Regions from separate parts of the Homo sapiens genome. Here regions 1 and 3 are each linked to region 2. Evidence: chromatin loops called from intact Hi-C (ENCODE). Cell type or tissue: A673. All regions are shown on one strand. Links, peaks and the distances in the headings refer to the core of each region. The heading gives the core; the rest is flanking DNA. Region 1 overlaps MGAT4C (MGAT4 family member C). Region 2 overlaps MGAT4C (MGAT4 family member C). Region 3 overlaps MGAT4C (MGAT4 family member C).

Region 1 (10,336 bases), core at 937-8,936, 290 kb after region 2:
GGCTCCTGAGAAGAAATGGCAAAAATAAAAAAGAGAAAGAGAGAGAAAGGGGAAGAGAAAAGGAAAAAAGAAAAATCTATAACTTGAAGCCCTGTAAAGCAAAGATTTACCAAACTTTAGATTTTATACCCCCTCTTTTTTCAGCATATCCAAATAAATTTACATGATCTTATGAGTGTAAATCTTCTAGTCTTCATGAGATTTTTCCAGCTTTTCTGCCTTTTAGATTGACATTTCTAGTTGCTTAAGGTTTCTTCTTCAAAGCAATGGGTATAAAACATGTGATTATTATTAAACAGTTATGGAAAATACCATCTTTATTCCACCACTTTATCAGGTAGAACTTGAAGGTAAAATAAAGTTTGGATGCTGAGTCTACATGTATTGTATTGTATTGTATTGTATTGTATTGTATTGTATTGTATTGTATTGTATTGTATTGTATAGTGGTTACCAGAGATTTAATAACATAGCAGAAGTAACTGAATCGCCTCCTCTGCCCTATGCACTTGTATTTTTTTTATTTCAAAAATGCCAGGAAGATAAGTGTATGCAAAAATATAAAGTTTGTAAAATTTTATACAACTTAATCTATTTGATCATTAGTTAAGTAAGCTTAACTAAATTAAAAATGTATTTTATTGCTACTTTTTTTAACTCTCTAAAGAATACATTTATGTTTTTGAAGGAGCTTTAATTTAGTAACAGTTAATCTTTTTATTAATTTTAGTAAAAATAATCATACCCTTTTAATAATAAAAATTAAACTTTAAGTCTTTAAAATTGCTAGTTGTAAGTGAATTTGTCAAAGATTAATTCATAGTTGCCAACACTTACTGAACAGGTAGATAAAATTAACTTTGTTTATTTAACAAATAACTTGGTGCTTTCTAGTTAGTTTAAAAATATCAATAATTGTTTCCTCACATGTATTTATGTCCTTCCTTCACAGCATATAGTCAACCATAGAGACTCAATGTAAAGTATTATGATAATTTATATGTCTGAGAAAATAAGAAGATTGATTCATTGAAAAGTTAAATGAATTTGAGATACAGGTATTTCTGACTGCCTAGTTACACTGTATGAAATACTTTAAAAACTGGCCAGGCGTGGTGGCTCATGCCTGTAATCCCGGTACTTTGAGAGGCCAAGAACTCCTGAAATCAGGAGCTCAAGACCAGCCTGACCAACAAGGTGAAACTCCATCTCTACTAAAAATACAAAACATTATCTGAGTGTGGTAGAGCACGCCTGTGGTCCTAGCTACTCAGGCGGCCGAGGCAGGATAATCACTTGAATCTGGGAGTCGGAGGTTTTGGTAAGCAGAGATTATGCCACTGCACTCCAGCCTGGACAACAGAGCAAGACTCTGTCTCAAAACAAAAACAAGCAAACAAACACACACACACACACACACACACACACACAAAAACACTTAGAAAAACTGTAAACAATTCAGTCTTGTATTTGGAAGAATGGTGACTTGTAAATTTTGCTGTACATTAATGACAAGTCTCTCACTCAAATAAAGATAACCTAAGTAAAATAATTTATGTCAGATGAAAACATTCCAAATTTTCTTGGAGAAAAAGCAACAAAAGCCAATAAATAAAGGTGGTTCCCATTACCTATTTAATTATTTAATATCTTAAACTATTATTAAATGCATGCACCACCTGCACTACCCTGACCGATTAACCCCTTAGCTGAAGGAGTTCAGTTTGTATTTTTACCATATGATCTGTCTAGATTCACTCTTTTCAGGATTGATAGATTTTTTTTTTCTTTTTTCTTTTTTTTTTTTTTTTGCTTTCTTATTCAACTCTACAGTAAAAGAAAATCTGTGGTTTTATTTGACATAACAGAGCTATCTTCAGCCATAGCTAGAAGGAGGATAGTAGGATAAAGGTCAATTTTTGTCTTCCTTCACAGCTAACAGATATATGTAGCATGCTTAATAATAACTCTCAAAGTCTGTTGCTCAACCTCCCAAACCATTAATTTCCTTCTAGCCACTGCTAGAGTTCATGCATGTCATGAAAGGAAGGCTAGAGGGACAATTTCTGTATGCATATCTCTGGCCCATGCCCTTCAATGAGACCCAAATATAATTAATTTCTGGGATTTTTGCAATAAATAATATGAGATGACCTCATTATAGAATGAGGGGCAAGATCCTTGGCCTTGGTCTTTCACAAATAATATGACTTTATTTACAGATGAAGAAAATAAAATAAAAATTAAACATAAACTTTCCTCAACTTCCTGCTTTTAGCCCAGGTAGCATGTTATTACTATTTCTTTTATAAACAACTGAGTTCTGACTAACAGTCTTTAAGAGGAGCTGCTATGAGGAAATATAGATAATAACAAAATAATAACATATTTTTAAAGCTTTGCCAGCAGCAAAGGGCTCGCATCTACATACTCTCATTTTATGTGTCCAACCAATGGTTCCACATAGCCATGAAATCAGCTGTTACAATAGGAAGACCACCACTGAACAGTTTTGTAACTCATTTCAGAATTGACTTTGGTATGTGCTTATTGGTGTATTTCTGTGCTTGTGTCAATTCAACAAAGCTTCCCAAGCAAGGTTACTTCAAACATTACTTGGGCCACGGTAAAAGAAAAATAAAATTCTGTTGATTCAGAGTCACCTTCAATCTCATGTCATAAATTATGTTTCTCTAGTCTTTGATATTGTTTCACATGTGCATGATTAGATTGGTTGAGGATAGACTTTGGGCTCATGATTTATTGACTAATTATGTGGTTTTCCCACTGTAGCTTGGGTTAAATCTTACAAGACAGGCTGAAAACTGAAATTGTTATGACATTTTTGTTTTCTCTACACCATACCAAGTAATGCTGTTTGATTGAATCAAATATTTTCTAAAGACTAAATGTAATCCAAAAAATGATCTGTAAATGTTCCCAACAGGTGTCCCAAAACCATATTTTAGTAAGTTTTTCAATTGGTCCAACAGTTCTATAAATTTTACCTTGAGGTAACTAAAATGGAAACATAATGAATATATTATCTCTATTGTCTAAGGACAAACAAAACACCGAAGTTATTGAGAATCAGATTCCCATGTTAGCATAAATGAGTCACCTAGTTTTTTCAACAAAACCAAGTAATAAATAAATCAACACTTTCAGTTTTCTGCCAGTGTCACAGATGGCAGCCAATTGGTTTGATTAAAAATCTGATGCTTGCATGTTTGCATAGTAAAAGACAGGGTTTTCAGGAAAAAATCATTATACTTCTCACTGTGTTCCACACAATGTTGAAGGTTATGTCCAAATTTGAAAAACAAATCCAATTAAACTAGCTACCATACAAATATATCTTTTGTTATTGAAAGAGTGATTTCAGTCGTGATTTTTCATTAATCTAGTTTTGTAAAAATCAGACTTCCTGTAAACCAATTGAAAACCTCTACATTTTACTATATGTATTCATGGACTTAATTTCATCAAAAATACCAATATTCTCTGTGCCCTAACAAGTGTAATTGCACTAACCTTGTAGTTGATATTTACTGATTGAAATGTATATACACAAAAATTATGTAAAACTGATTATCTAGAGGTTTCTTCATTAGCTAGCACAAATAGTTATTGTAAACCTTTGTCCTGTATTTTTTTAAAGTCTGCAACATGGTGAACCAGTATGCTTGATGGCTTTAATACCTGTGTCTGCAATTTATTATTCATTTGAAGCAACAAATTCAGAATTGTTTGAAATTATGAAGGCTAAACAGCATAAATACATTGTGGTTTCTTTTATAAATATTTGCTTTCATCTTCTGAATCTTGTACTTGTCTCCAAAAGAAAAAAAAACAGATGTTATTTGTCTTAAGCTAACTATAAAGGTCATAAATGAGAGAATTTTATGATTCACTTGAAATGGGGGAAAATATTTATTCTATTCTTTCATTTTAAATCACGTGGTCATAGAAATAAAAATTTCTATATGAGTGAAAAATAGATGAACAAGCACAAAACCAGAAATGATTAATATGCTGAATTAAATGTTATACTAAATAAAAAGTAAAAATTGACTCAGAAAAATAAAATAACTGAACTTTCAAAAATTAGAAGAGATTTTGTGAGGATGATTTAATTATAGATACCTGGATTAGTTCCACCATCTAGTGGTTGAATTTTACACTTCCCAATATGAATGCCCCAAAGAATTTTTTTCCCAGTGAGTTTTACTTTGAATATACTTTGAAGTTCTGAATGTTTTATAAAAGTGTATGAAAAATTCTAATTATATGACCAAATATTTACTTTAGAAAGGAAAAGCACAAATATATTAATTACAATAGCATTATATAAATCAAAATTTTAATTTTGTTTCATTCTCGTTACCATTTTGCTTTATGAGAGTATTAGAAAAGAAAAAAAATAATTAAAAAAGAATGTGTGGCCAGGCACAGTGGCTCACGCCTATAATCCCAGAATTTTGGGAGACCGAGGCAGGTGGATCACCTGAGGTCGGGAGTTCGAGACCAGCCTGACCAACATGGAGACACCCCGTCTCTACTAATAATACAAAATTAACCGGGCATGGTAGCACATGCCTCCCAGCTACTCAGGAGGCTAAGGCAGGTGAACCGCTTGAGTGCAGGAGGCTGAGGTTGCAGTGAGCCCAGATCGAGCCACTGCATTCCAGTCTGGGCAACAAGAGGGAAACTCCATCTAAAAAAAAGAAAAAGAAAAAAAGTCACACAAAACAGTAGTCAATATTTAAAAATTTAAATAAAAACATGAATGGAGTTTGCTATCAACAATACTGTTTATCAAACTCCTTAAAGGTAACTATGCCTAATGAAGAGTAAGTTGATTAAGCTGCATAGTAACTTTTCTCATGATTCATCAAACAGACATTTGTGAAGCTGTGGATGTTTTTGTTGGAATTGAAATAACCCTGCACTGATGTAGGGGCAGACAAAATTGAATCTGAATTTTCAGTATTATTTTAAATTTTAAATTGATGGTTAAATTGAACCACTATTTTAACAAATTTCCAACTTGAAATTTCGATTATTCATTCTTATATGAAGTGTTAACAGAAAAATCATCTTAACTTCTTTGCAATCTCAAATTTTATTCCATTTTCTTTCTTGGCGTGTTCCCCAAAAGATGACCCAATGACTCTAATCCTACCTAACTTAAATGTTAGGAATACCTGTTCCTCTTCCTCCCATATTTTCTTCAGGAGTCTGACTTGTTAAATAAAGCCAGAGGAATCTCTGTCCACAAAACAAAACCAATCATCAGAAAAATTAGGAAAATATTGAGGGACTACTGCACTGCTGAGGCCACCATAAGACTGCATTTGCTTCACTGAATTAGCAAACTGAATAAAAGCCACCTGGCTCTCAGAGGGAAAAACAAAGGAAAGATGGAACACAGGCATACACACACACACACACACACACACACACACACACACACACACTTAAAGTCGCATGCCTGAGCAATAACATCTCTCCTCAATTACCCTCAGATTTTATGTTGTCTTCTTGCTCTTCCATACCACAAGTGATGTTTATGTAACAAGAACAAAACAAGTAAACAAAAAAAAACACACATAAAAATGTAAAAGAGTAACTATCCAAAGTTCTGATGAATGTATGATACTCAAATATATATATATATCTCATTAGTCATGACCTCAATGTGCTACTTGAAACTGAAAACACTAGCTTTAGTATTCCAGGGTAAAATTTTCTACTCTCAATAATATTACCGAGCTGAGAGTGATTACTAATGGTTGATCAGTCAATAAATGAGCCACCTATTAACAAAGCCAAAAATACATTTGGATTGGTAAAAATTGCACTACTGCAAAAAAAAAAGCTATGAACTGTTTAGCTTCTTTCAATACAATAACAGATAATATTTAACATAAGTTCCAAGAACTAACCTGTATATAAGGCCAAAATGAGATTCAGGAAATTGTCAATATGGGCCATTGCTAGGGTCACCATACATCCTGGTGTTCCCGGATTAGTTGTGAATATTTCAATTTGTGATACATCCCAGCCTTTCTTTCTTCCTCTATATGTCCTAATGTTTATAAATAAGGATATATGATACTGTGATGCCCTTACTAGTAATGAAAGAAACTATTAATCAAAATGAAACCTTTATGTTCACTCCAAATTTTAGAAAGAAAACACAAATATGTTGCTAATAGTAATATTTTTTCTAAAAAATTCAACATTTATTATATGATTTTTGGTCAGTAGACATCCAATTAAAATTTGGCAATTTACCATTCTCATCAATGTTTGAGTATTCACATATGGATGTAAAGATTTTACTTTCTAAAACAAGGTTTAACACAAAAACAGACTTTGATCATTAAAATGCCTTATTTCTTGATTATTTTCTTAAGAAAGGAGGCAATTCAAAGTTTAATAAACTATTTCTTATTAACATATCCAACAGAGTTTGTGTTATTATGCAACTGCACAATACCTTGGAAAAGTCATATAAAAAAGAATTTTTTTCTTTTCTTTTTTTTTTTAGAAATAGGAATTTCATGGGGTTAGCTCAATTATGAAGCCTTAAAATAGAATAACCATTGTGATGATTGATTTTATGTTAACTTGACTGGATTAAGGGATATCCAGATAGCTGGTAAAACATTATTTCTGGGTGTGCCCATGATGCTGTTTGCAGAAGAGATTAGCATTTGAATCAGTAGACTGAGTAAAGAACATCACCCTCGACAATGTGGTTGGGCATCATTCAACCTGTTGAGACCCTAGTTGGAACAAAAAGGCAAAGGGGAAATTTGTTTTTTTCTTAAGGGGAACATCTGTTTTCTCTTGCCCTCAGACATCAGAACTCCTGGTTTTTGAGCCTTTGGGCTCCAAGACTCACAAAGATCCCCCAACCTCCACCTCTGCTCCTGTTCTCAGGCCTATGGACTCGGGCTGAGTAACACTACCAACTTTTCTTGCCCTCCAGCTTGTAGATGGCATACTGTGGGGCTTCTTGACCTCCATAATCATGTGAGCCAATTTCCACAATAAATCTTCTCTTATTAATCTATATATGATATACAAGTTCTCTTGATTCACTTTCTCTAGAGAACCCTAACACAACCATTTCCTAATCATTCTAAGTGTGACTTTCCTGTGTTTTCAGCCTGTGAACACACAGAAAGCACTGAGCATCACTAGAGAATCAGTAAATTGAAATACCAGATAGACTAATTGAGGTTCTTGATTGTAGCTCCACTGTTTTATGCCTAAGGAGTTAATCCTCCTTTCAGTCTTAAAATATGGTTTATAGGATCCTGGACTTAAAATAACAACATATGTTATTTTCTTATCTCTTGTAGTAAATTTATGTATCTGATCTTATACAGGCTTTCTGATAGCAACACCTACTTTTACCTCCAGATGGCAATATAATGCAAATAATAAGCCAGGCAAACATGAAGGTACTAATTTCACTCAATGAATTATTATCTTTCTAGCTTTCTTTTCCCACAAATATATATTTTAAATGTTTGTGTTTGATTTACACGTTTTATTCATATTTATTATCCTCCCATCAAGCCTTTGGGGTTTTTCTGTTAGGTTATATAAAAAACTAGAAAAACTCTTCTAGCTAGAAGTAATTCTCTTCTAGCTCGTTTGTCACAACAGGAATCAACTATTTGTAATTTTTAATTTCAATAATGGATATTATAATCCTAAGAGTAGGAGAAATGTGTCTGTTTTAGAATTATCGTAAAATTTATTTACTGCACCATTTTCTAGAATAAGAATATTTATTTTTCATTAACTTACCAAGTACAGTCTATTTTTCAACATAATTAAAAGACAATAGTTTATCCTTTTCTTAAAATCTACTAAATATAATCTCATTCTTGCTAATTACAAAGGCATGTGTTATGATACAAGTGTTCTGGAATAGGTGGGTTTGTACCTCAGAATGGACAATGACTCTCCTTGTAGGAAATTGAAAAGACAGGTCTCCAGAGTTACTGGAGCTCCTCATTCCATAACCATCACCACCTCCACCCCTGCCCCATACAATAAGGTTTGTGTGACCTTCTTGGTTCTCCTACACATTCCTCAAATCTATCTATGTTTATTTACTTTTCTGTTCAAACATTTCTAAGAGTTAATTTTAACCTTATTTCAATGGTTTAAGAATGTTTAAGACATTGGAGAGGACTCCTATTCAACATAGTACTGGAAGTCCTAGCCAGAACAATCAGGCAAGAGAAAGAAATAAAAGGTATCCAAATAGGAAGAGAAGTTAAACTATCTCTTTGCTGATGTTGTGATTCTATACCTAGAAAACCCTAAAGACTCCATCAAAAGGCTCCTAGAAACTGACAAACAATTTCAATAAATTTTCAGAATACAAAATAAACATTAAAAAAACAGTTGCATTTCTATACACCAATCACATTCAAACTGAGAGCGAAATCAATAACACAATCCCAATCCCATTTACAATAGTCACCACCAGAAAACAAACAAACAACAAAAACCTTAGGAATACATCTCACCAAGGAGATGAAAGAACGCTACAAGGAGAACTACAAAACACTAGTGAAAGAAATCATCGATGAAACAAACAAATGGGAAAACATTCCAAGCTCAGGTATTGAAGGAGTCAATATTGTTAAAATGTCCATATTGACCAAAGCAATCTGCAGATTCATGCTATTCCTTCAAACTATCAATGTCAGTTTTTAGAAACTGGAAAACACTATTCTAAATTCATATGGAAAGAAAAAGGAGCCCAAATAGCCAAAGCAATCTAAGCAAAAAGAATAAATCCGGAAGCATCCCATTACCTTATATCAAACTATACTATGAGTCTACAGTAACCATAACGGCATAGCAGTGGTACAAAAATAGGCACATAGACCAAAGGAACAGAAGAAAGAATCCAGAAATAAAGCCACACTCCTGCAACCATCTGATATTCAAAAAAGTTGACAAAAATAAGCAATGGGGAAAGTGCTCCCTATTCAATAAATGGCATCAGAATTACTTGGCTATCGACATGCATAAGAATGAAATTGGACTTCTACCTATCATCATATACAAAAATTAACTCAAAAATTTACTCAATTTAAAAGTAAGACCTCAACCTATAAAAATCCTAGAAGAAAACCTAGAAAATACCCATCTGTGTATAACATTACCTGATTTACATTATTCAGGTAATTAATATAAAGAACAAAAGACGAGCTACTATATTCAGTACTTACTTCTTCATTATGTTTTTAGGTTGATAGACACATACTGAAGTAGCTATTTGCTTCACTAAATACTTAAAACAATGTTAAATTAAACTCTGCATTAAGAGGTTTGGAAATAGCCTTCTTTATGCTGGAATTAATCTGTATATACCTTGTGGAAGTGAGGTATAAATGGAAATACTCTAGCTACTACTCTTGGTCACTCAAATGCAACTATTTATATACAGTTATCAATTTTAAAAATATTAGAAAATGCTTCCATTTAGAATTGTAGAAATCTATTAAATAATGTTGCACTCAATTGAAAAATGAGAAGAATCTGGATAATGTACACAAATCATAACTTTTTGTGAATCCATCAGAGAGAAGAGAACAGAAAGCAACCAGGAAAATGGAGCTCCAAAAGGAAATATAGACACATTAACCTTCTGTAGGACATGGGAGAAAGAGATGACCACTACATGCCCATGAAAGAAAAAAATCAGCTAAAAATTAAACAAATTATTAAAGGCCAAGTTTGCATGAAAATGTCGATTCTCAATAGCTGAGATTCCCAGACATAAGGGGAGTTTGCAACTAGGTGCTCACTAGAAAGTTGAAGGTAATACAAAAGAACAGGAAAAGCTTCTTTTAGTGTTGCAAATGTGCAAATAGCATTTGTCTGCTGTGGGGATTCAGGAAAAGGAAACCTGCCCACTTCAATGGATACTTCCTTCTTATGCAAAAATCCTAAGCCCTGGAGGAAGGCAACTAATTCTTTTGCCACCAGATAATATGCAAAGAGCCACTGCTTCTATGGAAGAGCAGAAACAAAATTGCCTCTCCGGTAGGGAAAAGCCTCTGGCTCTCCAGACATTGCAAAAAACCCAGTGAAACTGAAGAGCTGAAGATAAATACATATTTTCATTGGCTGAAAGGCCAAGAAACTCTCTTGGGTAAAGAATCATACAACAATAACAAACTGTGATCTACTACCACTGAGGCAGGAATAGGAGACTCCCCTGCCCAAAATCAACCAGAAATAATACAAGGTACTGTTTGGCTTCCCCGGAGAGGAAGGGCAGCAGTGCTGG
Region 2 (10,336 bases), core at 763-8,762:
GGAACTGAGCATATCATAAAGGTTGTCTAGGTAAATTTTCACAAGTAAGTGGCTCTCTACCTGTGTGCCATGGCACACCATAAAACTCTCAAGGGTATCTCCTAACATTTGGGTCAATGTGGAAAATGCATTTTGCCTAAAACTGAGTATACATATTTGTGCTGCAGTCAGTCAGATAAAATATGGAGCTGAGTGAAACCAATAATATGGGGAAGAAAATGACACAATTTGCTGTGATGAGAGGCAAGGTGTAAAGTTAAGTTCCAGCAACTTTTCTCCATTTGAAGTACAGAAGAGGCTATGATCATGCTAGAAAACACTTTTTCTCAGCAGAGCAAGAAAAGAGCAGATGCTTTTAAAGACACTTTCTTTTTTGTTTGCGTGCACTTGTTGCATGTAAGAATATGCAATAAGTGCGTGCAAATTGTATTCAGGTAGTCTGGGACCAGGTGTGTCTAATTAAAACCAAAAACTTTATGGGAAATAGGAAACATAAGTTAAAGGATACATTCATTTGCATTTCTTGTGCTTCTGTGTGTCTCTAAGTTCTCAGGTATGTTTTAATCTAAAATAGATTTTTATGTTACATTTGGGTTTTAAATGTTGACTTTTAATATTTTTAAAAGTCTGGGACCAGACTACCGGAATACAATTTGTTGTTCCACCCTTTTCAGTCTTCATGCCTTCATAATAAAAAAAAAAAAAAAAAACGGGAAATAAAAGTACCTACCTCGTAAGTTTGTTGTGAAAATTTCATGAACTAATCTTATAAGCATGGAGAACAGTGCCTTGCATATAGTAAATGTTCAATTACTATTGCCTCTCTTTAGTATTTTCATTGTTTTCATTGTTACTGACTTGCTTAGTATTATGTGTCTGTGTCTTTTAATTCATTCAGGAGTTTCATTAAAAATTGCTATTCACTAACATGAAAACTCTGGTATAGTACAAACACAATTTTGGGAACCAATCATACTAATTACTTTTGAAACTAGATGCTGATTGTAGATTTTGTTGGTAAACACGGGTTAATCATTTACTGCATATAAAACTTCTGATGTTTTAATTTTAACTATTGTAAGATAAAAAATGAATTAAATAACTTTTAGGAACTTTTCTCAAATCTAAAATGATATAATATGGGATATCATATACATACAAATCTAAGTACGTAATAAAATAGAAAGTCTTATAGCTTTACCTTTTATCTTTTACTCTGTTTTACTTTGCTACTTTTTATTCTATGATTTTTCATAAGTCAATGAGAGTTTCAAACCTGGAGTTATGAAAGTTTTATTTGTCTGATATATGTAGAGACCAACAGTCTCTGCTTTTCAACAGTCCATTGTCTCATATTGGTGATGAAGTGGTGATAGAATTGAGTTAAAGTTTTTCAGTTCTTCTTTACTCATGACGTTCTGTATTCTTAACATAGTCATTAGAGGCAAAGTATGTTTTTATTTTAAAAATCTCTCTCTCTCTCTCTCTCTCTCTCTCTCTCTCTCTCTCTCAGTGTGTGTGTGTGTAGGTTGCTTGTTTGTTTTGTTTTAATGAAGCATCTAACATGTACTTAATACTACCTCAAGAGAGATACAAATAGAAAAGGATAAAAAATGTAATGTTTAAATTAGGTTATTCTTCCCCACTGTTTATAATCTTGTAGAATCAAGGCATTAATGAATGTGTAAAACATTTTCTAAAAATCTATTCATTCCACTAAGGTATTTTCCCTTCACTTTTAAGTGCTCTGACTCATTCTACAAATTATTTAAAGCTCAGCCACTCAACTACTGAGCACTTATGGCATGCCAGCAGTGAACAGAGCACCACCACTGCTCTCCAGGGGTTCATGGTCTAGTGACCAACACAAAGTTGGAAATAAATAATTACAATCCATTGTGATAAGTTTTACATTAGAGATATGCACAGAGTGCTCAGGGGACACCCACAAGGAGTGATTTATTCTATGTGTAAAAATCTGGAAAATCTTTAAAAATAAGCTGTCACTTAGCTGAGTTTTGGAAAATTAGAGACTTTTTCAGGTACAGGTGGGCAAAGGATATTTCAGATAGAGGGACCTCATTAAGAACAAAGTCAAAATGAGAAGAGAAAGCACAGTGTGTTCAGTTAAGGTCAAGTTGCTTATCATAAGCAAAGGCAGGAGTGAGGGAGAGCTAAAAATTTGCACCAAGGTATCAGAACAGATTCTAATTGTAAATAACCAGTAAGGACAACTGTCATAACTGCATAACTTTAATCCTTGGCTGGATGTTTAAATTAGGTTATTCAAATTTTAAATACTCTAGAAGGGCTGTGATGAGATGGATCACTGTGGTTTTGAGAAAATGAGGAATGCTTCCTAAAAGAGGTAAGAAGCAGGATTATTTGGCACCATTTAAAGCAGTCTGACACATCAAAGGAACAGGAATGGTCAACACATTCTACTTCATTAATTTCCGCTAACTTTACTAGGTATATCAATCTATTAAGTTATTTTAAATAATGGATAATGTTGGATGGGGTGATTAATTACTCAAGAATAGAAAGGTGGGTCACACATGACATAATTGAGAGGAATACCAGAGTTTGGGAAAGAGTTTCTGAAGTCAGTATTTATTCACTATTTATGAACTTGAGCAAACATGAACTAGGGATAGGAAGTGTATGATGCTGAATGACAAAATGCTTTACTATTGGGCTGGGGTCAGTGGGAAAATCCAGGGAAAGGAACTCCCCTTCTTATAGAATAACTCAGTTCATTGCACTTATTTTTTAAATTATCTGAACAACATTATATAAAAGTTATATATTAAATAATTATTTTAAAAGAAAACAATAAGCATTGTGTCATTCTTTTCTTGGTGTAAAATTTTCTCAAGTGGCATGTGATTTACAGTGAACACAAATAAATAATGGGGGAAGATGGAAAGAGGTGCTCAGCATGGGAACAGAGCATAACACTAGCTAGTTTCACAGCTGTCTCTTAGGCTGTCTCCCAGAAATTTATTCTAAGTTTATTCACTTATTTCATCATGGTGAGATTCCGATATATTTAGATGGTATCCAAAGAGAATTAGGCTTTATGTATGACCGCTCCCATCTACAATGTTATAGGCATTCTGATAGGTGGCGAAGTTACATAAGGATGGTGGTGGTGGTGTATCAAGAAAATGTGTGTCATAGCAGAGCACAACAGGCAATAGGACAGAAAAGGCATGACAGAAGAGGCAAGACAATTGCCTATCTACTTGGAAGGGAACCGCTTCTCACTTGCCTGTATCTTTAATATTAACTCTCAGAGCATTCTTGCATAAGAGCGTGCAAGTGATAACTTTGGCATGAGAAAGAGAACATGGTTCTGAGGGTAGAAAATAGGATAAACTGAGGGGCATTAGGGAGGTGGAGATATAGAAAGGTAAATATTTGGGGGAAAGAACAAAAAAAAATCCACAGACAGGGTTGTAGTCACAAATCATAGAGGGTATTTTACTCTCTTGAGGTCAAAGATTCTCCCTAATTCTTTTCTGAATACCTATGGCCTAGCAAAGTGCTCTGCAGAAGTTTGCTGAATGAATGTCTGGCTGCCTGAGAGAAGGAAGGAAGGAAGGAAGGAAGGAAGGAAGGAAGGAAGGAAGGAAGGAAGGAAGAGAAACTAGGTTCTTTCTTTGTGTACTTTAGACATGCTATGCTTGAGATGTCCACTAAAGAGCAAATAAGACATGTAGGTATTGGTTATCAAGAAGCCTTAGGAAATTCCTCTATTTAAAAGTGGTGAAGAGGAGGAAGAACAAACAAAGGAGACTCAGAATCAAAGAGCCTTTGAATAAGGAGGATAACTACATCTAGACTATTAAAACTTCAGATCAGGAAGGAAAAGATGGTGCTGAGGGTAGAAAATCCTCTGAAACCTCTATGCAGGAAATACAAATCTGAACATGACACTCCTTTCCCCTCTTCCCCATAATCTTCCTTCCATTCCCTTGTGACCTAAAACTCTTCAGTGGCCTTCCATTACGTACAGGATAATAACAAAACTAGTATGCTTCATAAGGCCCAGCATGATGGTCTGTGTGTTCCAGCAACATTTACTTTCTTTTCATCTCTCTTACAATTTCTTCTTCAGTTCCACCACTGAGCCTTAGTTTATGCCATTCTGTCTGGCTAGCAGGTTCCTCTGAACCTTTTCCACATGTTTACTTCAAATTTATTATTCAATTCTCAGTTAAAGAAGCACAGCCTTAAGGAATTCCTCCTTGACCTTCCTGATGAGGCCAGATATCCCTATTACAGGTTCTTAACACAGTATTTAACACTTTCAAAAGTTTCCATTGTAGGCTTTCTTGGTTGATTAAATTGTTAATGCCAGTCTTCCCACGAGACTGTAATCTTTATGAAAGTAATGGCCAGAGTCTACTCTGAATCAGCACTGAACCTCCAGTGTCTGGAGTAAGGAAATCAGCTAGATATATATGGTCAAGTGAATAAATGGTGTGAGTAAACAGAAGATTGCAAAAAGTGTATTTACACCTGGGAACAACAAAGTACTGAGATGCTACTGAATGTTAATCATAGAAATAAAATTTGAGTGGACTTTCTTAGAGCATAAATAAAATGCATGCCCATATCTGCAGCCTCCTTCCCACTAATATGTGTGTAACCCTATAACTAATTATATAAGTATTTAAGTAAGAGAACAGATTGTGCATTTTGAGTTATGCACAGAATAATAAAAAATATTGTATCCTAATGGTCATTTGTAACACACAGATAGTTGAAGGATATGAAGAGATACAGACTCATCATAGAAACTGTGTATGTGAGTGTGTTTGTACAAAACTTGTACCAGGGTATAACTGATGCTACTAAAACTAGAAAGAATGTAATTGAGAATGTGATGTCCCATCATATGAAAGGGTGCAGAAAGTCTCAAAATATAGAACAAAGAAAATTGCACTTTAAATTGCAGGGAAGGTCACTGGTGGCCTTAAAGAAAGTAGTTTGAGATATTAGATAGCAAGGAGTCCAGCAGGAAATTGATACTTAGGAGTTGAAGTCATGTTCAAGCAATTTACAACAGAAAAGGAATAAAGACTTGCTGGTCAGAACTGTCAAATAATAACCCTTTCAGGAATGGAAAAAGTTGATTTGGTGGGCAGATATATGAATTATTAAGTAACATTTACCTTTGTAAATTGGCCTTCATAACTTGTACAAAACGTATTTATAATAAATAAAGTGTTTATAGAACATATAGCTACGTTTAAAAATTTCAAGCACAGTTAGAACAAAAGATAGCAATATATCCAAAAATATAGAAAATTGTGGGAGTCATTTACTCAGCAGTTAATTTATTCTTTTAAAATGACTCTTTCAGTAGCCATTTATAAGCATGTTTATAGATGGTAAACTGTTCATGAGTGTGTAGGCAAATAAACAAAGAAACCTTCTGGAATGAAGACCTAGACTCTCTAGAAGGTTGCAGGATACTCTAAGAAGCAATGGTTGACGGGCGCCTGTAGTCCCAGCTACTCCGGAGGCTGAGGCAGGAGAATGGCGTGAACCCAGGAGGCGGAGCTTGCAGTGAGCGGAGATCAAGCCACTGCGCTCCAGCCTTGGCAACTGAGCGAGACTCTGTCTCAAAAAAAAAAAAAAAAAAAAAAAAGCAATGGTACACTAGGAGATATTCATGGCCTGCTAAATAGAAGAGCTCTTAAACTCTAAGACATTGGAGAAATTAACTGAAACCAAAAGAGAGAAAGGTATATTTTAGACACAGCTTAAAAATCGGTTGGATTGGAAAATACTACTACACTCTAATATATAAATATGAATGTACAATTAATGTGTATGTATATACAAATTATTTTAATTTAAATATGTAAAACTGTATAATGGTGTAAACTTTTGTTTTAAAATTTGGCTACACATTGAGCTATTTATTCTGGTAGCTCTATGATGATTATAGATTTATTCTCAAGAAATTTTTGATTTACTTAGAAAAAAATCACTTTAATTAATTTGTTCTTGTTGTAGAAGAGGGCAAGATATTTTTGAATAATCTAAAGAGGAGGAAAATTATATTCTACCTCTTTCCAAAATAGTTTGAAAAACAAAGTAACAGGATTTGAGTACTAACCCTAGGAGCTAACATGGAAGGAGGACTGGGATGCACCATGGCTTCAGAGAAATTGAGATCAAAAGGGGGGTTTTGAAACTGGAACAGTTGGGCACAATACTATGCCTAGGAAACATCACAGCCACCTCTATGTGACAAAGATACTCACTCAGAAATCTCTTGTATTCGGGCTAAACTGAAGATGACTAGACCCTAGAAACCAGACAGAAGCACAGAGACCCAAAAACAATTTGAGGATGCCCATGGGGCCAAAATATAACGAAGTTCAAAAAAGGAGGCAGAACATGGTGTCTGATGTCTGATAGGAGGAATCTAGGCAAGAAGACTGAACTCAGAGACAAGATTGTAGTTTCCAGGAAGCCTAGAAGGGCAGAACCTTAATCTAGAAACCTGGCATGCTAACCTGGGACCCAGTAACTGGAGGAGACCTAATTGCTCCTCTCTGTTTTTGGCAAGAGAACTCGAGGGCTGGACGGAGTGTCTGAGATCAGGGAGTTGTAGAACCTTGGTGGATTTCTACCCATAGGATGAGTTGGTGTTTCTATTAGTGAAGGGTAGATGGCTGATCTCACCATTTGGTGTATTTTTTTTAGTTTAGAGTGGGCCATTATAGTGTGGGCTTAGGAGTCAGTTGGCTAGGCATTAATTCCTGGCTTCCCACTTAACCAGTGTTGTGACTATGAGCAGAGAATTTAACTTCTCTGTGCCCCAGTTGCCTCATCAGTGGGATGAAGTGAGGATCAAATGAGATAATGCATACCACCCACTTAATACTGCACTGACACAGTACATGCTGGATAAATGCTGTCCCTTATAATTATTATTACTCACCCATAAACCCTATGCTTCAGTTCTGCTGCTCCTGAAACTCACCTCTGGGCATTGGCACATGTTCTTTCTGTTTGAAGAACTCTGCTATGTCAATTCCTTTTCATCGTTACTGGTGGTGTTTGGGGTTTCTTCCTAGAACCTCTTTGATGAGTGAGGTGTCCCTCTTTTGTGCTCATAGAGCATTTTCACTTTCCCTGTAATGTATTTAAATTGACCATTGCCTTCTCTGTGTCCCCCATTAGCCTCTAGGCTTTATGTGTTTTGGGATTTTATAAGTTGTATCCATTGCTGTATCAGCAGTGCTAGCGCAGAGTAGAAGCTCATTAAATGCTGATTAAATGAATGTATGATGAGAGACCCCAGACTTAGATCCCTTTAGGGAGCCATAATCTGAAAGGATTTCTCTATTAGAGTTTAATTTGGGGAGCTCTATTAGAACTTAGTGGTAGAGCCAGAACTAGAAGGTCTGAGGTGAGAGATAAAGCTACTTTTAGAAGGAGGCAATGAAACCCACCCCTTCACTAATCCCTGTCTGTCTCCTGCCCCAATGGTGTTGGTAAAACAACTTACATCCTGAGAGTTTCTGACACAGCCCTCGAGCTGCTGTGGCAGTCACCATCTTTCCTAATCTAATTGGTAAAAACATGCCTGGAGGGTAGTCAGCAAATGACCGCCCAGCATCATTAAACAGTGCAAAGCATTCTAGAAAGTACAGGATGTGTGTTGCTTATGTGCGTGTAGGCGTAGGCATGACCTAGGCAAGATGCTGCTGTTCTTAGTATTTATAAGCATTTCTCTTGCATTTCTTTCATCTTAATTCACTTTTTTACCTTAGTGAGAAAAATGACAAACACCACCAGCAGCAGCATAGCCTTAGAAGTCACAGGGGCAGGCTGAATATGGCCAGTCTTTTCTCCTCCTGGACTCTTCTCACTGCATGAAAAATGTATTTGTTTTATATTGCTGTGTAACAAGTTACCACAAATTTAGATGCTTAAAGCAATAGACATTTATTATCTTGCAGTTTCATTGGGCCAGTGATATGGACACAGCTTGGATAGGTCTTTTATTCATGGGTCTCTGGAGGCTGCAATAGAGGTGTCTACTAACCTTTTTTTCTCTCTGGAGTTCAGGGTTCGTTTTCAGACCCAGGTAGTTTTTGGCAGAATTCTGTTTCTTGCAGCTGTAGGATGGAAGTCCCTGTTTTCCTGATGGCCATCAGTAGGATACCACCCTCAGAATCTATAGGCCGCCTTAGTTCCTTGCCAGGAGGCTCTTTCATGGGCTTTTCATAAAAGTGAAGCTTACTTCTTCAAAGCCAGCAGGAGAATCTCTTGTTTAAGTCTGCTAAAATGGAATCTTACATAGTCTAATAAAATCATGGGAGCGACCCATCACCTTTGCCTTATTCTATTGGCTGTAAGTCACAGGTTCTGCCCACACTCAAGGGGAGGGAATAAGACAAGAATGTGAATCATTGAGGGTCACCTCAGGGTGTGTCTACCACAGGGAACAATCACAGAACATTCTCAGAGACCTCTAAGTGACTGTCAGCTGCCACTGCCAAATCATTTGTTAGATATATTTTATTAATTTCCCTAAGTTTGCAAGTAGCAGAGCTCACCCAACAAGAATAATTTTGATTGAGAAAAATTTGTCAGTAACCAAGAAAAATTGATTATTGGAGCCAGATGAGATGGCCAGATGCCTACCCTGTGAGCTCAAAAAGAAACTGTACCCTCATGTACTCATTTTGAGTTTGGAGACCTGGAGAAATGGCTGCAGTGTTTGCCACTAATTAGACAATTTGGAAAGAGTACATGTTGGGTTAGAAACCCCTATTTTCAACCCATTATTGAAGAAGAGGAAAGTCAAGAGTCACATTGCAGATTTTATCACTTGGGGCCACCTTAATGTTAATCTGCTTAAAAAAGCAAAATATCTAAAAGGTGTCTTGTTCCTGGGCTCTGTTAGTAGCTAGAGTCAGTTCCCTTAACTTGCATCGCTGAAAGTTCTGAAGAGCCATTAGAGCCCATAGGGAGCTGGGAGGTGTGTGTTGTATGTGTACATGTGTGTGTATATATATGTGGTGGGGAGTGGGGGATTGGTGCCTTATGCATGCCATTGTATAAAGGTAAGGTTGGATGGGACAGCTAGGTTTTCAGCCACCCCCTTCCTCCATTTTTCCCTCTCTTTTATTCTTTCTATTTGCCTTTAAAGACCCTATTTTTTCTACTCTAAAGTACTTCCCCGGACAATCAAATAAAATCATAAAATCGGTAAAGGCTCTTGAAACTTTAGTCCAAAGTCAATGTGTCCTGATAAACAGAAAGTACAGGATTTAAAAAGGAGTCATTACATGTGAAATATTCAATAGAAGAAATAGCAAAAAAGATACTTGTTTAAGGGTCCGTGCCTATTCACATGGACAAAGTATCAAAATAAAGGAATCTGAGAGGTCATTTAAATAAATGAAATGATGCAGATTCAAGGGAAAGATAGATTGAACCTGAGGCAGTATCTATGTTTACCAAATCCAGCTTCGTGGCGAGTGAGCTGAAGGGGAATGTCTTACACACCTTTGCATTGCAGGATCCTGCAAATGGAGATTTTTTGTAACGCGTTCTCTGGAGTTAGACTGAATGGGTGCAGCTCTATAATCAATGTCTGCCTGTTAACTGCATAAAAGGGAACTTGTTCTACTTGAGGTTGAGGCCCTAGGCAGAATTTAAATCTCACTCCAAAGCCCTTAAATATTTTCCTAGAACCTCAGCCATGTGAAGGTCCCCAGCAAAGGGAGGCAACTGGGCAGTGTGATTGTATAGTGAAAAGATGGAGGTTGCCAGTAGAGTGTGGATAACTTCTGAGACACTGGGAGGCCACCAAAGGTAAATACAGTGGTATTTTCTCAATTTCCCCCCCTCCCCTAGTCTCAGATGATTTGAGAGCTGGATTGGCAAAGCAGGCTCAGGCAAGGCTCAGGAAGAGTGGCTTATTGGGCCAAGTCAGACAGGTAGTGAGTATGAAGCTAAAGGCTTGTCAGCATTGTCAGACCAGGCCTTTTGACACATGGTTAACCACCTGAAGTGAAGGTTGGAAGAAGTTACATTGCATTTTAGGAGGCACTTTATAAAGTGCTTTCCCACATAAAGCAGTCAAACAGGTCTAGTATCTGAGGCCAGCCTGCAATCAACTGCTGCTAATACACTCTCTACTGATCTAAGCGATCTTTTTCCTCTTAGGCGAGACCACTCTGCTCCTTCTAGACTTTCAAGAATGGTGTCATGACCCAATCTACAAAAATGTCAGAACCCAAACAATTTGGAGCAGTAATGAATTACAAGCTATCAAACAAAATAATGAGGTATC
Region 3 (10,336 bases), core at 1,594-9,593, 60 kb after region 2:
ACACTTTGCACTTCACCTTTTTGGCTCATCTAGGATTTGAGTCTAATTAGAGGTCTACAAGCAAGGTGGGTGATGGGGGTGGATTCTGAGTAGAATTAGTAAAGTCTTGCAAGGCGTCTCAAAGTTCATTTAATTTCCTCAGGGAAGGCAGCTGTAATGTCCTCAAACAGGTGTGGAAGGGCTGTTGCTAAAGATGACTGCAGAATTTTGGAATTCAGTGTCCTCAGCTTCATCAAAATTGCTGATCAAAATATGTCCCACTCTAATTTTGAGGATTCCATTTCTTCCTAATCAGTGCCCTAATGTTAAAGCAGACACTCTTTGATTTTGGACATTATATACTTTTTTCTATTATACTTTAGGTTCTAGGGTACATGTGCACAACATGCAGGTTTGTTACATATGTATACATGTGCCATGTTGGTGTGCTGCACCCATTAACTTGTCATTTACATTAGGTATATCTCCTAATGCTATCCCTCCCCCCTCCCCCCACCCCACAACAGGCCCTGGTATGTGATGTTCCCCTTCCTGTGTCCAAGTGTTGTCTTGTTCACTTCCCACCTATGAGTGAGAACATGCGGTGTTTGGTTTTTTGTCCCTGGGATAGTTTGCTGAGAATGATGGTTTCCAGCTTCATCCATGTCCCTACAAAAGACATGAACTCACCCTTTTTTATGGCTGCATAGTATTGGATGGTGTATATGTGCCATATTTTCTTAATCCAATCTATCATTGATGGACATTTGGGTTGGTTCCAAGTCATTGCTATTGTGAAAGTTTCTATATCTATCCTGAAAACACCACACACACACACACACACACACACACACACACACACCTTTATCTCCTGTAGCAAACTTAACCCATAAGTAGTCTTATCCTGTAAGTAGCTGAATTTTGCTACAGGAGATAAGGGTGTGTGTGTGTGTGTGTGTGTGTGTGTGTGTGTGTGTGTGTTTTGTTTTTTGTTTTTCAGGATAGATATAGAAACTTTCAGATCATGTATGTTGTACTTGAGCTGGGAATTTGAAACCATGAGCTCATCCTTTTCTGTACCCACTTTGTCCAGAACAATTAGGAGCAATCAGCTAATCTCATTTTACTTGTTAGTTTGACAGAATGTCCTAAAATATCAAATACATGATCATCCAGAACCTTTCCTCTTGTATTTGATTAGGAGATATTTTCAATGTATTTTGAATATTTCCATTGCATTCAATGGAGACATTTCACGTAGTTTTCTTGCCACGTCACACCACAAAACATCAGTGCTCTCTTTACTACTAGAAATAGAGCCATTGGTACCTTTATATCTAACCAGATTAGAGCACCAATTCTAGAAAATCCCAGAATCAATTCAGAAAATTTATTTTGAAGAGTCTGTCCTTCTAGAACCATTCCCAGCACCAAAATTTGTATCACTCAGCATTCTTTAGAGAAACAGACCCTATAGGGGTGTGTGTGTGTGTGTGTGTGTGTGTGTGTGTGTGTGTGTGTGTGTGTGTGCAGAGAGAGAGAGTGATTTTAAGAAATTGGTTCCTGATTGTAGTGCCTGGAAAGTTCAACATTTGTGAGGCGGGCCAGCAGGCTGGAAACTCAGCTAAGAGTTGACATTTAGCACAGACTGGCAGTCTGGAAACTGGGAAATGATTTCTAAGTTACAGTCTTGAGGCAGAATTCCTTCTTCTCTGGAAAACCTCGGTTTTTGCTTTTAAAACATTTGACTGACTAGATGAGGCAAATTAAGGATTATCTCTTTGCTTTAAATCAACTTAAAATAAATGTTAAGGTAGAGTTGTTTAAAGTAGATATTAGTCCTATCTACAAAATATCTTCACATCTAGTGTGTGACCAAAAAAAGACACGTTATTTGTCTTAATCTAGCCAAATTGATGTGTAATATTCATCATCACAGAGTATTTACTTAGAAGTAAAATTGTGAGCTCAAAAAATGACCATATATTCAAATAGGTGTCACATGTGCTATTGCAAATTCAAGCCAAAATTCTCATAGAAACACTATATTTGCCATGAGGAAAGCAATTTTGAGGGCAGCAATGGTCAGCAAAGACTGATAACAACTCCAGAGATGGTTAAAGGAATGATGTATGATCTGATGAAATTATACCATTCATAAATGTGAAAATTTGTTCATTAATGGTTATTATTGTTACTTGAATATTGCAATTAACAGGAGAAACACACTTTAATTATGCCAATTTGATTATCAAAGAAAACCTGGAAAAGTTGAATTATCCTCTTTACTTTTGATCATAATTATTGAATGACATAATCTTTCTAATTGATTTTTTAAACTGTAATAGCAAATAAAGACTTAGAAAAATGTGAAAAGTGCATTGCCTTTCAGTAATCCCTGGTGTAATAAAAAAGGTGCTATCAACCCTATAATATTGTTAGGACTTTTCCATTTCCTTAATGTTTTCTTATTTTGGCATTTATTCCCCAAATTTATTGAGAGCTAAGTGGAAATTCCCACTGATAAGCTGCAATTTAGACATGAAAAGAAAAGGTGTCATCAAATGTCCTTCACAACCAAAATTCCAATCAAATGAAATCTTATTAAAATGAAATATTTAGCCTTCATTTTGAGATATATTAGGCATTTAAAGTACTAGTTAATTGCATAAATATGAACAAGGGGGTGCTGAGATCCTTTTGAGAATTATCACATTATACCATCAAAAGGAACATGATTTGCTGCCTGAATGTATTTTCTATCTGAAACCACAAATAATGACTTTGGAGGGAATACAAAAGGACTTAGAGAGTGAACTACAAGACTACCCATGTTTTTCCACAACTTCAGTACTCTCTTTGGTTTTTAGTTTTTGTTTTGCTTTCAAAGAAAATAATTGGATTTGTCATTTAAAATGTGGGGTTTATAAGTTTGCATATGAAGATGTTTTCAAAGGTAAAGAGCTTTTAAGAAATAAAAGATTTTCCAGTTTTCAGGTGCTCTTAGACTGTTTCCCTTATTTGCTAATAGGAAATCAGTAGCTTTAATTTCAACTTTTACTAAGAAGCACTACAATAGAAAAATTTTTTAAAAATACAATGTTCTTCAGTGTCATTCAATTTCCTGATTTTCCTAGTGCTCCTTGTTTTTGCTGTCACAATGCTAATTTCGTTTTGTATTTTTTTCAGCTTATTGTGATTTTTTTTACAAGTTGAGGCTGCTACTGTACTATGAAGGGCTATAGGTTAGACATAAATATATTACATCTTGAGAATCCAGTTACCTTAACAAATAATTTACATTAAAATGTTTTAGGTGACATTTCACCAGCAACAAAATGTAAAAATAATTTTATGAGAAATTTAAGGTGTTTTGGGCAGAATTCTCCTCTAAAATGGGTTGAGACGTTGAAAAGCGATGCAGGAAGTCTAGTGTTCTCTTTGGAGTGTTAGTTTTCAAAAGGAAAAGACAGTAAAAATCAACGCTATTTCTAGAAATAAAGCAATATTTTATGAGTCTTAACCATAAAGGGAAAAAATTAAAATAATCGCTTGACTTAACTTTACAGAGAAAGTCATCAATTTCTAAAATACACTCCTCTATCTCCACATAAAACATAGCAAAACCTGTCTAGTTACCCTAACCACTCTTATTTTAAAGCATATGCTTTATGATTGACTTAAAGGCATTATTTATAAACTTATTTATATTATTTATTTAAAATGTAGCATTTACTAAATTTATATCAATAACTTATCATAGGTTATTCAATATTCATTAAGTAATTTTATTATCATGGATTTTTAGTGACTTTTTTCCCTTCCAATAAACTCAGATGAATCGAAAGTTCACAGTGTCCCTTGCTCTTTATCAGCAGTTAGGGAGTTAACAAAATCACACTAGTTAATGAATTTTCCTTAAGGTCATAAATATAAAGTAAAATGCACAAATCAATTGTTCAAACTTCCAAAATATCACATCTAATACAACTTGTATAGAGTTATATGGAGGCTACATAATTTCTTATTTCTTTTGAACTTTAAAGTTCTAGGGATATTCCTCTAACGCATATGTTTCTGTATTCTAAATCTATTTCCAGCTTGTCTAGAGTGGGAATAGTGCCTAAGAATCTAAAGACCAAACTGGGACCACAGAGAGGGAAAGAACATGTCCCTCCTGTTTGTCAGTTTTCTCTCATATTGCATGTATGTCCCATATGTTACACTCTGCTGCCCACAGGCAAGGAAGAAATAATGTTTATACTCCTGAGGGAATTTTAAATGCTGTTTCAAAGAATTTCTTTTGTATCCTGCCACCAAACTATCACAACATATGCAGTTCCAGTTCTATTTTTCCCACTAGAAAACCATCACTATGCTGGAGTGGATAATATAAACTCTATTCCCTTAAAATCACTAGAATTCTTAATCATTTCTCATCATCATTCTGGCTAGTTGTTTTATACTCCTATTTGAAAAATACTTTTCTAGTATAACTTGAGCAGAAAAATCATAGCAGAAAAGAGAAAGTCAATCTCTACTAAAAGGAATTTACTTTAAGACAGGCAAAGGCCCATCAGGTTCTTATCTCAGCAGGACACATATCTCATCCTCAGTCTCAGTACACTTTGGATGTGAATGCTTTGGTCACCTCATCTAGGAACCATCAGATAAAATGGCCTTTTGGTGAACATTTGATTTGTCGAGAGAATTTCCTCCTAATTCAAGAATATCTTTGAAAATCTTGAGATAACTAATTATTGATTTGTATGAAATATTTTTAGTGAAGCGCACCTTAGATAAACAACCAATCTTTAATACGTTCAAGCCTAGAGCCCTGAAAAATGACATTTTTTTTTTTTTGCAGTTGGAAGGCAGGAAGACACAATGCCTAACAGCCAAGTAGTAGCATTGTGTCTGATTAGAACATTTTTTTTCTGCTTATTTGCCCGTTATAGGCCCTTTTTTAGTAACAATGAACTAGTCACTATAGAAAGGAAAGATTTATTATTATGTGACATTCTAGAAAAGGCAAATCTAAAAGGAAAGATTTATTATTATGTGACATTCTAGAAAAGGCAAATCTAAAAACTATTATACCAATAGTTGCCACATTCTTGGAGTAATGTAGGAAAAAAGTAATGCAAAGGGTAATGAAGACCCTGTTTCGGACAATGGAAATATTTCTCATTTTTATTTTGGTGGTGGTTACATTATTGTATAAGTTCATTAAGATTCAGTAAATTGTACACTTTAAAAGGACTGAATTTTACGTTATATATTACTAAATAAACAAAAAGGGAAGATTTGCAAAACTTCAAACTTATAATAATGGAGGGCTCCAGCTGTGTGGAATTAAAATAGAGAAATATTAGACTAGATTGGGTGCATTCAGGGTGGTAGGGCTATAGTAGAGATTTGATCTTTATGATTTGTGATACATATCACCTAATAAAATGGTTGATAGAATGTCAGGAATCACATCCTGTGTTTTAAAAATTTAGTGTAAAAGCCTCGTATAGAGCATGAAAAAAAATGTGCAGAATGTGTGCATGCCTATACACTTTGAATTATCTCCTTAGATGTGTCTGGATTTTGGTTTGCCTTCTTAGCCCATTGTGCTCACTCCAGTAATACAATATATAGATTATTCATGGCTGCCAAGCTGGCCTGCTAACACTATAGATTTAAGCAGGTTTGCTGAGCTTCCCTTTTGTCTTCTTATTCACATGAAGACCCACTGCACTCCTGTTCATTAATTTGAGGGAAGAACAACAGCAGGCTGTTTCTTATTCTTCCCTTCAGTTAGATGTAACTGGTCTTACGAACACAGGAAAGGCCTATTGCAGACTCTACTCATGATAAGCTTGAAACTACAGATTGTGCAGTCAAGTTGTTGACCCAAAGAATGTGGAATATGGTTTTAGGCAAGACCTAGGCATGTATGCTTCTCCTGTGCAACTAGGGGTCGTGGTTGAGCATTGAATCTCCCATGATTAAAGATGAGTGCTCCTCACTCAAATGTTTTTAGATTTTAGAGCTCAAGGGGAATAATTTGTCTGTTAGGGGTAATGAGCAATTTGTTTTGCAGCTTGGTAAATTGGCATGCTTGGTTCTTCAATTAGTATGTAAAGTTTTGTATTTGCAGCATTTACATTTAATGTTTAGCCCATAGGTTTCTGAATCTGAAAGGGTCACAACAATTCTCTGAAAGCCACGGACACCATGTGAATGATTTAAACTCAGTGAGTGACCTCAGCATGTCAGTTATTAATTGATATGAACACATTTGCCTTTTGGGGATGTGACTTTGGGATTGGTGCTAGCTTGAACTTGGGTTCATTGTTTATAATACCTGCATTTGTGCTTTAAAAAAGGATCTAGAAATTTCACATATGGTGACATGTCAAATATGTCACAGTAGGTATGGTATTGGTACCCTATGGTTGGAAGGCACTAGTGTGAGGCTGATTAGTCTATCCAACAGGTACCTCTTCTTTGAGACCTTTCTGTATCCTTCTCTCTCCTATAAGCCTGAGTCCTTTGGCCATAGCTAAATGATTTCATTCTTTTCAAATCATCTAGGTTGAGCCAATCAGGCTTTGTCTTACTAATTTTATATGTTGAAAATAGATATCAAGACTGAGTGATTATCTGCTAAGTCTCCTTAATGCCATTTTTTTTTCTGGGGTGGGGAGGGGAAATTGTATATTGTATTTAAAATACCACCTGTTAAATTTTCCTGAGCGACTCTCTTCTCTTTGCCTAAGAAATGTGTTTGCTGATTTGGTTCTGCATTTTGTAAAATACTCGTGTTCTTACAATAAAAGTTGTTTGATGGAGAAAGATAAAATAAAATAGAGAAATATTAGAGAGAATCTTTAAGATAATTTAATTATGTAAATTAAGTTGGCATATGGATTCAAATTTTTCAATCTGCAGTTAATTGCTGATTTCAAGTCAAAGTAAAGATGTCACATATATGTTTAAGTGATATTTGGTCATCAGTGACTATCCACAATTAGAATGGGGCAGAATTAGATCATGTTTGAAACTATGCTCTTTTTTGTTTGTTATCATTGTTTGTTTTTAAAGAACATATGCTTATGTGTATATCTACAGAGAACCTGAAAGACTGTGCTCCCAAGACTTGCTAAATGCTGATTACTCACAAAAGTCTCATTCAGAATAATGAGAGAATTTTAAAATACAAGTACTAAACTGTTCTCAATAAACTTTGGGAATTGCCTACAATGTATCAGACATATTTTGTGTATACCATATATATTATCCCTATTTTTAAAAATTATGAAAAGGTTAAATTACTTACCAAAATGAAGATAGTAAATATAAGAAGTAAAGCTGTACTACCTACACAGAGTAAAGACAAGCAAGTAAGGAAATAACAATGAATATAGTCACACAAAAGGAGGAAAGGAGTGTCAAAAGACAAAATTATAACAAATTTTGTTTAAAAATCTAATTGGCTTTTATTTGTTATTCCAGAGTCGGGCAACACCACATTCTATAAATTAGAATGAGTGTTCCAATGAGCTGAGCAGGGGAAGCTGGCTTTATGGGCAGAAAAGGGCTGAAGAGACAGAAACAGGAAACGAAAAGTAGATTGGTAATTTCAAAGTGACTTTCCTTACAGCGTTAAGACAGAGTGGGAACTATTTCTGTTATGTTGACGTAGGCTGACGGGAATATCCAGATTTTTTTCTGAAAACTGGCCCATTTTAAAGTTCAGCTTGATTATATATACTTAGCACAAATTACTGCATTCTGTTTGGTCTGGTCTTCAGGAGCCTAGTGCAGGAGGCTGGTCCAAAACAATGTCCTCCCATAGTTTTTTTTTTTTTTTTTTTTTTTTTTAACAGGAGAAAAAGAAATAAGGCAGGAACAGTGTAGGAAAGAAGAAAACAAAAGTAAAAGAAACCAACAAAGAGAGAAAGGAAAGGAGAATGGAAGGAAGAGAAAAAAAAAGAAAATGTGATAATTTATTCAACAAACTAAGTAATGTATATCCAGTTGACTTCAAAACTAATAACCCTTTCCACCCCTCTCTGTAGCCTCACAGCAAGAGGTGACCCAAGAATGATACACAGAAATTATTAAAATTTCGAGAAAAGAAGACAAAGGAGTATAAAAACTGTAAAAGTTAATTGTTACATGTAAAAATTCTTAGAATAATGTCCTGGCACATAGTAAATAAAAGTAAAAGCTTTTTTTTTTTTTTAAACGGAGTCTCACTTAGTCACCCAGGCTGGAGTGCAGTGCGCAATCTCAGCTCACTGCAACTTCTGCCTCCCAGGTTCAAGTGATTCTCCTGCCTCAGCCTCCCTAGTACCTGGAATTATAGGCAGCCGCCACCATGCCCAGCTAATTTTTGTATTTTTAGTAGAGACCAAAAACTTGTTTTAATTGATTAGTAATTATAGTAAGAAAAAGAAATGGAATATCATTTTCTAAATGTCAAAAAAATCAATGCTACAACAAAATACCTAATAAAAATTGATTAGTGATTAGTGAATGGTGAAAAGAGGAGAATTCACATTTGTGTGTCTGAAAGTGTGATCTGTATATGAATATACACATGGAATACACACAGACGACCAAATCGTTGTTCTCTTCAATATTTTTAAATGGCTTGATGGAGTGATTTGATAACTGATATATGTGGAATTTTGTCCCCCCAAATAATATGTTGAAGCCCAAACTCTCAATGTGATTTTATTAGAAGACAAAGCTCTTAGCAGATAATTAGGTTTGAATGAGGTCATAGAGGGGATCTTAAGTTGATAGAATTTAGGGCTTTATAAGAAGAACGAGAGAGAGAGATTTATCTCTCTTTTTGCATGCATACAGCATGGTAAGGTCAAGCCAGTATGTAAGTCAGAAGGCCACCCTCTACAAGCCAGGAAAAGAGACTTCACCAGGAACCAAATTGGCCAGTCCCTTGATTTTGGAATTCCCAGCCTCTAGAACTGGGGGAAGTAAATTTCTGTTGTTTACACCACTCAATTTATGATGTTCTTGTTATGGTAGCCTGAGCTGATTAAAACAATGGCAAATTGATCAAACTAATTGCTATTTCTATTAAGTTCTGTATCTGTATCAGATAGTTTGCTGGATACTGGAAATAAACTATGTATTTTAATTATCATAAAAATATATGAGATTGGTATTATTTTTATCCTTTTCTCGGATTAAGAAACTGAAGCATAGGAGAGATTAAATAACTAGCTCAAGTTACAGGGCTAATATGTAGCAGAGCCAGTCCTCAGTTCTTGCATTTTGAGATCTGTATTTTTTTCTAAATAGTTTCTTCTGAAGATGGAAACAGATGCTGAGTCCATTGAAAGATACAGATCCTTTCCAGAACAAACAAAATATCAAAAACAAACACAATAATATGAAAAATATAGGAGAGAAATGCAAAGTGTATAAAGAAAATATATGTGAAAACATAAAGCATGAGTTCCACAGAATGAAAATCAGGAATCTACTTTTACCAAGTAGTGTAGCCTGGCAAAACTGAACATGATGAAGAAAAATGGTAACAGTGCTTAAGAGTACAGTTTTTTATAGTACTGTCTAATCAGAATACACCCCAGAGATAACCCTAGCACAAATCTAAACTACCCCATTTGAAAAGCTGTTCCATTCTAATGTATAGATATATAGTGCTGGGTCTGGAAGTTGCAGAGATAATTTTCTAGGAGATCTATGTATCCCTAACTCAGATAAAATCAGTAACTGTCTACATGATGGTGAGGATTTAGATAATCCTGTAGCTCTCACTGGTATATATCATGACCATACTAACTTCCTTCTTCATATTTTATAAAAATGCACTGTTTGATATACTCTATTGCTGTTTATGGCTGCTTTATGTCAATCTAAGCTATCATTGACTTTTGTCAACAGAGTGGTCATGCAGAAAGAAAGGAAGAACAAAATGGAGGAAATAAAGGAGAAAACTAAATAGGAAGAGAGAATAGGAAGAAAATGAATAAAGAGAGAGAAGAAAGAAGAAAGGAAGGGAGGAAGAGAGAGGAAAGCAAGTAGGAAGGGAGAGGGAAGAAGACAAATGGATAGGGATATAACAGGCAAGACAGAATGGGAAAGGTGGGATTTACCATTAGCACATGTGAACAAGCTTCAGGGAATTTTAGTTAAAAACAAATGTAAACTTATTACCATGAATCTAATAAGAATTCAGTTGCATTTGTTGAAATACAGAGTTCAAATTAAGAAAGTTGTTAATCACAATATATTTAATTTTGTGCATAACCTGCTTTATTTGAAAACAGCCCCGACACAAGGTAGACTATGATGATGAGAGTCAAAAGCG

What was found. Hi-C counts contacts between places; a loop is a spot of excess contacts. Peaks named below come from ENCODE experiments on the same cell type or tissue, not always from the same donor. Only the 100,000 strongest peaks of a DNase experiment are listed, where the experiment ranks them.
Region 1: a loop joins it to region 2, with 7 times the contacts of the local background. A loop is called at or near these places in 4 of 110 quality-filtered maps.
Region 3: a loop joins it to region 2, with 2.3 times the contacts of the local background. A loop is called at or near these places in 2 of 110 quality-filtered maps.

The regions. Positions count from the first base shown.
Region 1 is chr12:85,949,133-85,959,468 of GRCh38, reverse strand. It overlaps MGAT4C (MGAT4 family member C), which reads left to right. Exons shown (of 5, transcript NM_001351288.2): 5 at 1-3,802. Among named protein-coding and RNA genes, the nearest start is that of NTS, 80 kb to the right of the region's middle. In A673, for the core only: CTCF peaks have their summits at 4,166 (motif pointing left), 7,226 and 7,429 (motif pointing right); a DNase peak (open chromatin) is centred at 7,438; H3K27ac peaks cover 1,583 bases.
Region 2 is chr12:86,241,506-86,251,841 of GRCh38, reverse strand. All of the region lies in intron 1 of MGAT4C (MGAT4 family member C), which reads left to right. Among named protein-coding and RNA genes, the nearest start is that of MGAT4C, 9.7 kb to the left of the region's middle. In A673, for the core only: no CTCF peak of the experiment used is centred there; DNase peaks (open chromatin) are centred at 1,801 and 3,771; H3K4me3 peaks cover 643 bases; H3K27ac peaks cover 5,878 bases.
Region 3 is chr12:86,182,257-86,192,592 of GRCh38, reverse strand. All of the region lies in intron 1 of MGAT4C (MGAT4 family member C), which reads left to right. Among named protein-coding and RNA genes, the nearest start is that of MGAT4C, 69 kb to the left of the region's middle. In A673, for the core only: a CTCF peak has its summit at 5,949; no DNase peak of the experiment used is centred there; H3K27ac peaks cover 1,679 bases.